Linked DNA regions of Homo sapiens: region 1 is linked to region 2. A link is a contact called in ENCODE Hi-C or POLR2A ChIA-PET data. All regions are on one chromosome and are shown on one strand. The core of a region is the stretch at or near the end of the contact, and the rest is flanking DNA. Distances in the headings are between cores, read along the strand shown.

Region 1 (4,922 bases), core at 1,319-3,818, 44 kb before region 2:
AACAGCCTCAGGCAGGTCCCTCAGGAGGTATCCAGAAGAAGGCACTGTTATCGTAGGAGGTGACACCTCCATGGGTGTTATGGCCCCTGCAGACTTTCCAGGGGGACAAGATGTGGAGGTGGAAGCAGTGATACTGATGATCCTGACCCTGTGTAGGCCGAGGCTAATGTGAGTGTTTATGTCTTAGTTTTTAACAAAGAAGTTTAAAAAGTAAAAAATAAAAAACTTTAAGCACAGAAAAAGCTTATAGAATAAGGATATAAAGAAAGAAAATGTTTTTGTACAGCTGTATAATGTGTTTGTTTTAAGCTGTGTTATTGCAAAAGAGTAAAAAAGTTTTAAAAAATTAAAAAATAAACTTTTTATAAAAGTAAAAAGTTACAGTAAGCTAAGGTTATTTTTATGTATGTATTTATTTATTTTTGAGACAGGGTCTCGCTCTGTCACCCAGGCTGACGTGCAGTGGCACTATCAGAGCTCACTGCAGACTGGAACTCCTGGGCTCAAGCGATCCTCCCGCCTCAGCTTCCCCAGTGGCTAGGACTACAAGTGCATGCCACTGCACCTGGCTAATTTAAAAAGTTTTTCGTAGAGGCAGGCCTGACTATGACTGCCAAGGCTGGTCTCGAATTCCTGGTTTCAAACAATCCTTCCACCTTGGCCTCCCAAAGCTGTGGGATTACAGGCATGAGCCACCATGCCTGGCCCTAAGGTTAACTTATTATTAAAACAAGAAAAAAAATTTTTTAAATCAATTTAGTGTAGTCTAAGCAGTGTTTATGAAGTCTACAGTAGTGTACGGTAATGTCCTAGGCCTTCGCATTCACTCACCATTCAATCCCTGACTCCCCCAGAGCAACTGCCAGTCCTGTAAGCTCCATTTATGGTAAGTTCCCTATACAGGTGTACCATTTTTTCTCTTTTATGCCATCTTGTTACTGTATCTTTTCTATGTTTAGATACCCAAATACCATTGGGTTATAATTGCCTGCAGTATTCAGTATGGTAACATGCTGCACAGGTTTGTGCTCTAGGCGCAATAGCCCACACTATATAGCCTAGGTGTGTGGCAGGCTCCACCACCTAGGTCTGCGTAAATGCACTCTGTGATGTTCCCACACAAAGGACATCGCCTAGTGAGCATGTTTCTCAGAACAACTCCCTGCTGTTAAGCGCCACAGGCCTGCACTTCACCTTTCCTATCACTCTCCTAAGTCACTAGCTAGGAGCACGTGGGAGCTATCTATGAACATTTCATATTTGACTTTGTTTTACTTTTAAATATTTGTTCTTAACTATAAAATCTTTCAAACAGAAAATAACATAACAAATCCAGTATACGTACCTCACAAATTGAATAGATTTTACCATTGTGCCTCAAGAGTCTCTTTTTAAACAAATAAAACATTACAAATGGAACCAAACCCTCACCTTCCACCTTTCCCCTCCCACCTCCAGCAGTGTGCCACCATCTCTGGGCACATTTCAATCCTTATCCTCCTATTACATAGATATTTAAACATAAACAACATATAGTATGAAAGAGCTTATGATTTTTAAACATAATTTATTTTTTGAACACATAATATCATCACCTAGTTCAAAATTCAAAAAGGACAAACGTGAATAGTCCTCCTCTCACCTTCCCTCCCTGGAGGTCACCAATGTCACTGTTTGTTACATATGTGAAGCTTTAAAAATTACAACTGCTGGGCCAGGCGCGGTGGCTCATGCCTGTAATCCTAGTACTTTGGGAGGCCGAGGTGGGCGGATCACGAAGTCAGGAGATCGAGACCATCCTGGCTAACACGGTGAAATCCCATCTCTACTAAAAATACAAAAAATTAGCCAGGCGTGGTGGCGGGCGCCTGTAGTCCCAGCTACTCGGGAGGCTGTGGCAGGAGAATGGCGTGAACCCAGGAGGCGAAGCTTGCAGTGAGCTGAGATCGCGCCACTGCACTCTAGCCTGGGCAACAGAGTGAGACTCCGTCTCAAAAAAAAAAAAAAAAATTACAACTGCCCAGGTCCTACCTCCCAGATACGTCAACTCAGCAGGTCTGTGGTGGATGTCTAGCATTCTGTATTTCTATGAAGTTCCACAGAGATTCTTATGTGAACTCCTGGTGGAAACCACGATCTGATACTGACTGGTGCACTATTTTGTAAAAGACACACTCCTTAGTTACTGCTACATACATGACCACATGACCAGAATGCAGATCAAAGTGTCTCTGAGCCCTACAGAGCTCTCTGGTGTGATGGTCTGGCCTCCTGCCTCTGCCTGGCACCCCCTCTGCCCACCCATCCCTGTCCCATAGCTGTGCAGTGCCCAACTCTACAGGGAACACACTATGAAAGGGCTTAGTTATGGGGCAGTGGGGGTTTCATGGCTAAGCCTTTAAGGTTCCTCCACCCTAGCAAGTGTGGGGAAGGAGAAAACTACCCTAGGATGTTGAGTACCAATGTGGAGAATACAAGACTGCAGAGGCTCCCATCCCAGGAGGTGGCGATGACATTACATTTCCGGGTTTGGAACAGGAAGGCTCATGGTGTGGGCGGCATGAGAGCTAGTCCATGAGTCAGGCAGAGAATGTTTACACGTGGTGGTAAGAAAAGCAGCATTCCAGGAATACTGAATTGTCCCACTGCAGGCTCTGAGGTGGGCGGGACAGGACGTGGGAGCAACAGTAAGAATGAGTAAGGGAACGTGGGAGCTAAGGCGGCGCCGGCTCTGGAACCTGGGTTCAAATTCCACCTCTCCTACATGTTAGCAGTGTGTCCACCAGCAAAGTTTTGTTATCTAGAAATAAAAGGACCTCTGCCTGTCTGGGTGGGGAGAATGTGCTGGAGAACATCAGCAGCTTCAGCACAAGTAAGTCTCCTGAAAGCCTTCTGTTGTCACTGTATGTGGGGAGTCGTGCTTGCTGGAGGCAAAGTGCCTGAACTGAATTCAAGGCCTCGTCACTGCCCCATCACCCTAATTCTGGTCAACTGTACACACGACCGTGGGCAGCCAGTTCATAGCCCTCCCAGCTGGTTGTCTTCATTCATGGGGCTAAGTGTTTCACACTCATCGAACACTTAACCCTCACAACAGCCCTGAAGTATAAGAGCTGTTATCCTCATCTGTTAATAAGGAAACAGGCTGAGTCATATTAATAAACTTGACCACATAGTAGTATGGTTAACAGCGCAGATTCAGAAGCACACAGCCTGGGCCCAAATCCTAGCACCATCTCTTATTAGCTTTATGATTTCACAAAACTTGTTTACCTCTCTGTACCTCAGTTTCTTCATCTGAAAAATGGGGATGATAACAGTACCTGAGTGCCATTAGGTAACTGTGAGGCTTAATGAGAACAGTATATGTATTCTACTCCATGCATTCAAATGGTACATGGCACACAGCATGCACCATTCAAATGCATGGAGTAGAACACATACATTGTTGCAAAATTGCTTTTGCCAGGCTCACAGAACTAGCAAGGGCTGAAGCTGAGATTAATCCCAGGATGCTTGTTCTGAGAACTGATGAGATGTGACATTTTACCAGGTGAGGTTCAGAACTAGAAATCAAAGCCCACAAATCTGATACTCAGTTCATTTGGCCAATTTAGTTCTGAAATTGTTCATAAATATGATATATAAATTCTTCATGTTTCTGTTCTTTCCATCAAAGGTCATGGACTCACTCACACAGCAAGTGCTAAGGAATACAGAACCCTCTCTGGGAACACTGCACGTCCCTGTGGTCACGAGTGGCTCATGATGAGACAGTCTCTTGGCAGCCCACATGGCTTACTTACAGTGAGCCCACCGCTCAGCCAGGCCAGGGGACCCATAACAGAGAAGGAAAAGGGTTTCCTAAGCTTCTGCTTGGTGGGTCTACAGCCATGGGGTGACAAGGAGGAACTGACCTTTGACCTTCTGGGTTATAAAGTATCCTAGGCTCCTCTGAAACAACCAATGGGAAATAGAAATCACAAAGAAAATTAGAAAACACTTTGAGACAAATGAAAACAAAAACAAAATATATCAAAACTCATAAGATGCACCAAAAGCAGTGCTCAGGGGGAAATTTATAGCTATAAATGCCTACATTAAAAAAGAAAGATCTGGACTGGGTACGGTGGCTCACGTCTGTAATCCAGCAGCGTGGGAGGCCAAGGCGGGCGGATCATGAAGTCAGGAGTTTGAGACCAGCCTGACCAACATGGTGAAACCCTCTGTCTACTAAAAATACAAAAATTAGCCGGGCATGGTGGTGTGCGCCTGTAATCCCAGCTATTCAGGAAGCTGAGGCAGGAGAATGGCTTGAACCCAGAAGGCGGAGGTTGCAGTGAGCCAAGATCGTGCCACGGCACTCCAGCCTGGGCAACAGAGCAAGTCTCCATCTCAAAAAAAAAAAAAAAGAAAAGAAAAGAAAAGAAAGATCTCAGATTAGTAACCTAGTTTTATAGCTTAAGGAACTAGGAAGAGAAGAACAAACTAAACCAAAGCAACATAAGGAAGGAAAGAATAAAACTTAGAGCAGAGATAAACAAAACGGAGAACAGGAAAATGACAGAATCAATGAACCCAAAAGTTGGTTCTTTGAAAAAAATTAATAAAATTGATAAACCTTTAGCTAGATTGACTAAGAAAAGAAAGAAGACTCAAATGCTAAACATTACTAATGGCCTTATAGAAATAAAAGGGGATTATGAGAGATGCTATGAACAATTATATACTAAAAAATTAGATAACCTAGATGATGACATGGCCAAATTCCTAGAAACATGCAGACTACCCAACTGACTCAAGAAGAAACAGAGAATCTGCAGACCTCTGACAAGAGATCAAATCAGTAACTTCCAACAAAAAAGAGACCAGGACCAGATGGCTTCACTAGTAAATTCTACCTAACATTTAAAGAAGAATTA
Region 2 (4,522 bases), core at 803-3,302:
ACTCATTAGACACCGATGAAAGTTCCTAGGATATCTTATTTTTCTCTAAAATGATAATTAAAAGAAAAGAATTGAGCATTTATTCTGCCTCTCTGGTATGAATTATACTTCAGAGTATTCTAACACCTGAAGCTGTGGTGGGTGAATGACAGTATTCTCTATAAAACTACTTTAGCCAATAAAAAATACAAAAGGAATGACAGAATTCAAAATTACCTTTTTGTCACCTCTAGCAAAATGACGGAATCAGGCAATGTTCATCAATGGATGGTAAAACAATTAAGTTTAAGGTTGATGGGAAACTTTATAGTGGATTAGACTGTCACCAACTGAACCCATTGCTCAGTCTTAGCATTACTAAAAGTACATCTCCTAATGTGATGAAATATGAACTACATAGCACCATCTACAAAATAACTGCCAAAATGAAACTGCTTAAAATTTTTTATAATAAACTTAAAAAAACAGGATAATTGGGAGAAATTTATGATTTTAACATCAGCCTTCTGGAACATAGTCCACTGGCCACAGTTCTTTATGGATCACTGAGAGCTGTTCAGTGACCTCATTCTCAAGTTCTCTCAGTACCCTGGAATGTCATTTGCCTGAGCCAGAAGACAAATTCATTTAGAGTGAGTAAGTCCTTATTTATAATCTTTTCATAGAACTTGGGCTCCAAATACATTTTACCATGTTTAATACCACATATCCAGATAATTCTCTTTGATACACAAGTATCAATTGCTTTTTGTCTTATATTCTTTATGGTTAGACTTAGGTTCTATACAGAATGTTACTATCATACTCTCATTTATATTATTGTTTGATGTGTAAATGTACCAATCAAGTTATGCCCTAGGTTTTAAAGTGACTTCACAAGGATAATTCGGTAAAAATCCTGACTTTTAAGAAGGGCTAAATCTCTAGCATTCAGTGCTAAATTAGAAAATGGTAACAGGGGCTGGGTGCGGTAGCTCATGCCTGTAATTCCAGCATTTTGGGAGGCCGAGGCAGGCAGATCACAAGACCATCTGGCTAACATGGTGAAACCTCGTCTCTACTAAAAATAGAAAAAATTAGTGAGGCGTGGTGGCATGGGCCTGTAGTCCCAGCTACTCAGGAGGCTGAGGCAGGAGAATCGCTTGAACCTGGGAGGGAGAGGTTGCAGTGAGCCGAGATCACGCCACTGCACTCCAGCCTGGGCGACAGAGCGAGACTCCATCTCAAAAAAAAAAAAAAAGAAAATGGTAACAGGTAAAACTGATTATGGTACAACTGTTCCACTACCCTGTCCTCAGGAGCATCAACAATTCCCGCTCCCTTCACATTTGAACAGTCCTCGAATCTTCTTAAAGGTATATTAATGGTAAGGAACATGGGATTTAGTGTCAGATCTGCATGGAAAACTAGGCTCTGTCATGTATTAGCCATATAACCTTGAGCAATATCCTTACTCTCTCTGAGTTTCAGTTTCCTCATCTGTAAAATGGTAAAAAAATAATATGTAGTCCTCATAGTATTGGAAAGTAAACAACATAACATAAGTAAAGACATTACAACAGCTGGCACATAGCAAACAATGAGTAAATGGTTTATACAAAACAGGATGTGAAGGAATGAGTTAAAAGTTTGGGTTGAAAAACAGAAGAATAATCATTGCAATAGAGAATTAAAACCAGAGGTGTAGTCCCCAAATTGTCACTAATGATTTCGTTTGGAGAGATTATGGGATGTACTTTCTTTTTCTGTTCTACATTTCTAAAATGTTTTAGTTTTTAAATAATAACCATGTATTACTTTTGAATTGGAAAGAAATGGAAATGTTTTCAAATACGCATTCTCTTCATTCTCAGTATCTCCATTAAAGTTCTGATGATAATCTCTTCCCCAGACTCTTCCAAGCTGGAATCTCAGCCTCCCACCCCAAGCTATTTTCTATGTTGCCACCAGAACTCCTCATGTCTAGTCCCTGGATGACTCCATGTTGCCTACAGAATGACATTCAAACTCCCTAGTAGGACTTGGAAAGCTCTTCATCATCTGGTCTCAGTATTTCCAACTTCATACGGCACCCTTCCCTCTGACTCACACAGAACTCTAGTCACACCAGAATTCTTGTCATTCTCCAAACACATAAAATCTCTTATATACTTTCACCTTTCTGTGGGCCGAAATGGCAATGAACAAAGTGATCTTAGATAGCACATGCTGAAGATGACAGAACCCCCTGATGAACTAGAACATCTGCTCTGCACTATTACATGAGAAATATACTTATCTTGTTGTGGAGCCAATTCACTTTGGGGTCTATGTGTTATAGAAGCTTTGTATCCCCTAACTAATAGATGATACAAGGATCTTTCCCTTTCCAGAGCTGAAAGAAACAATTCTCCAGTAAAACAATTATTTTGTACCCAAAACAAAAGTAATCATAGTACACTACTTTGCTCACTAGTGAATAATAACTGTGCAATCATAATAATCTAAATGTGATTATTAAAATTTAAAATTATGATAAAGTTTATTAGGAAGATAAGGGAAAGGAAATAGAATAATGGTGGCAGTAAAAAGACTATCATCTAGTTTATCTTGTCAAAGATACTGCTTAAAATTGATAAGTGAAAAATTAGTATAAGCCCATTATTTGTAACACAGAGGTAAATATATGATGAAAACAATGATGAACAAATAAAAGAGATAAAAGTGGTTGTCTTTGGGTAATAGGACTGAAAAATAGAGAAGAAAGAGGCAAAGAGGCCAGGCGCAGTGGCTCACGCCTGTAATTCCAGCACTTTGGGAGTCTGAGGCAGGCAGATCACTTGAGGTCAGGAGGTCGAGACCAGCCTGGCCAAATAGTGAAAACCTGTCTCTACTAAAAATACAAAAATTAGCCATGCGTGGTGATGGGCACCTGTAATCCCAGCTACCCGGGAGGCTGAGGCAGGAGAACTGCTTGAACCCAGGAGGCAGAGGTTGCAGTGAGCCAAGATCGCATCACTGTACTCCAGCCTGGACAATAGAGCAAGACGCTGTCTCAAAAAAAAGAAAGAAAGAAAAGAAAAAAGAGACAAAGAACTGCTATTTATTGATATATCTGATTTTTAAACTATGTATTATTTTGATACAATTAAATATTTAAAATGTACAAGAGAGAAAATGAACACAGGTGAGATGGACTAGGTATGAAACAGCAGAATTGAAAACAGGAATACAATAAAATAAAGAGACGTCCTGGTTTGAGATGGTGGAGTAGAAAGACAAGGGGAGGAAGAAGATGGTCTGCTGTCCTCAAGCTTTGCTACACCTAGATCTCCAGTCTTTATGATTCAGAGTAGCCTCCAAATGCCCAAGAAACATTTATAAATAAGTATACATAAAAATAATAATCAGGGATTCTATCACCCACCTCGACTTCAGTTTTATGGCTTCCCTATAGACCCATATACATTCACCTTGGCAGATGCTAGCTACTGGAAAAACTCTCATACCTGTATTTCATTTCCCAGAACCAGAATATATATGTGTGTGCTTATGTGCGTGGTGAGGGCATTCAATCTCATGCAAGCAGGAAAAGGGTAAGTGGGCAGCTAGGAATAGGGCAGATAGGGAAGCATAAGCAATACTGTAATAGGAAGAGACAGAAATAGCAGAAATGTGGAGGAAAGGAAGGCAGTAAATGGAAACATAACATTTAGAAACATTAAGGTGCAAAGAAAGGATTTTGCTGCAGTAATCATAGAGACAGATCTGGAGGGCTGACCTCACACATGACAAATACCTTTACTGCAGTTCCAAAAGGGAACTCATCATATCTCAAATGAGACTAATGCTATGCACTTTTAACAACTATTAAAAACTTAGCCCTACTTGAAAGGAAGCCATGTACCTACCCTTTGAGGAGCATAAACAGGATATGAGGATGAGCACTAATATACTCCACAGTAGGACTCCGAGTGCCTATCTGTCTTCTCAAGATGTTGTTAAATATCTGGGTCACATCTTTTTTTCCCTGTTAAAGAAACAAACAGAAATTAAATTGTACACTCTAAATGGATGAATTGTATAGTATGTGGAATATATACATATATATATACACACAGACAGAAATGGTACCATCCTTTCTAATATGCAAAAAAACGTTAACTTACTCTTCCCATAGACCCCTAACAAGCTGTGCTTGCAAACACAGTCTACAAAATGGATGCAGCTCCTTGCCACAGGATGTGTGCTGGGGGAAATTTGACCAACGAGAAATCCATTTCCCACAGAGCATGGAAGGACATAAAGTGAATATGACAGAACTGAATTCTTTGTTTTTTCACTGTCTACCTTTATGCAAGAAAAAAATTATGATTATCATTTTTAAACCTTCATGAATAAGGAAGGAAAACAGAAGAAGAAAATAAGATTTTAGTAAAATGTAGGTTAGAACCAAATTCCTTTTTCTTAGATCTACTTTCTAGTATTTTTTGCTTTCACGTTATCACTTTATTCACTGTTCTTCACCCTAGTGCCTTGACTT

The links. A loop is a pair of places that touch in the nucleus more often than their neighbours do. ChIA-PET counts read pairs that join two places held with the same protein, here RNA polymerase II (POLR2A). Pooled maps may share reads with other maps.
Region 1: a map of ascending aorta shows a loop between it and region 2 (4-fold over the local background). The contact joins two enhancer-like sites. A Hi-C loop is called at or near these places in 11 of 168 maps with a recorded cell type or tissue (Caco-2, IMR-90, aorta and 7 more), 2 of 37 single-sample maps with no recorded cell type and 8 of 50 pooled maps. POLR2A ChIA-PET finds 5 or more read pairs at or near these places in 5 of 52 experiments (AG04450, BJ, Caco-2 and 2 more).

Annotation. Positions count from the first base shown.
Region 1 is chr13:49,311,488-49,316,409 of GRCh38, forward strand. All of the region lies in intron 10 of CAB39L (calcium binding protein 39 like), which reads right to left. Among named protein-coding and RNA genes, the nearest start is that of CDADC1, 66 kb to the left of the region's middle. RefSeq lists an enhancer at 2,470-3,669. Within about 2 kb of position 2,569, at least 24 of the 41 ENCODE cell types and tissues checked have a DNase peak (open chromatin) inside an H3K27ac peak, as active enhancers do; they include IMR-90 and ascending aorta, where a contact is called at or near this core.
Region 2 is chr13:49,355,824-49,360,345 of GRCh38, forward strand. It overlaps CAB39L (calcium binding protein 39 like), which reads right to left. Exons shown (of 11, transcript NM_001079670.3): 6 at 3,891-4,009. Among named protein-coding and RNA genes, the nearest start is that of CAB39L, 86 kb to the right of the region's middle. Within about 2 kb of position 2,053, at least 2 of the 41 ENCODE cell types and tissues checked have a DNase peak (open chromatin) inside an H3K27ac peak, as active enhancers do; they include IMR-90 and ascending aorta, where a contact is called at or near this core.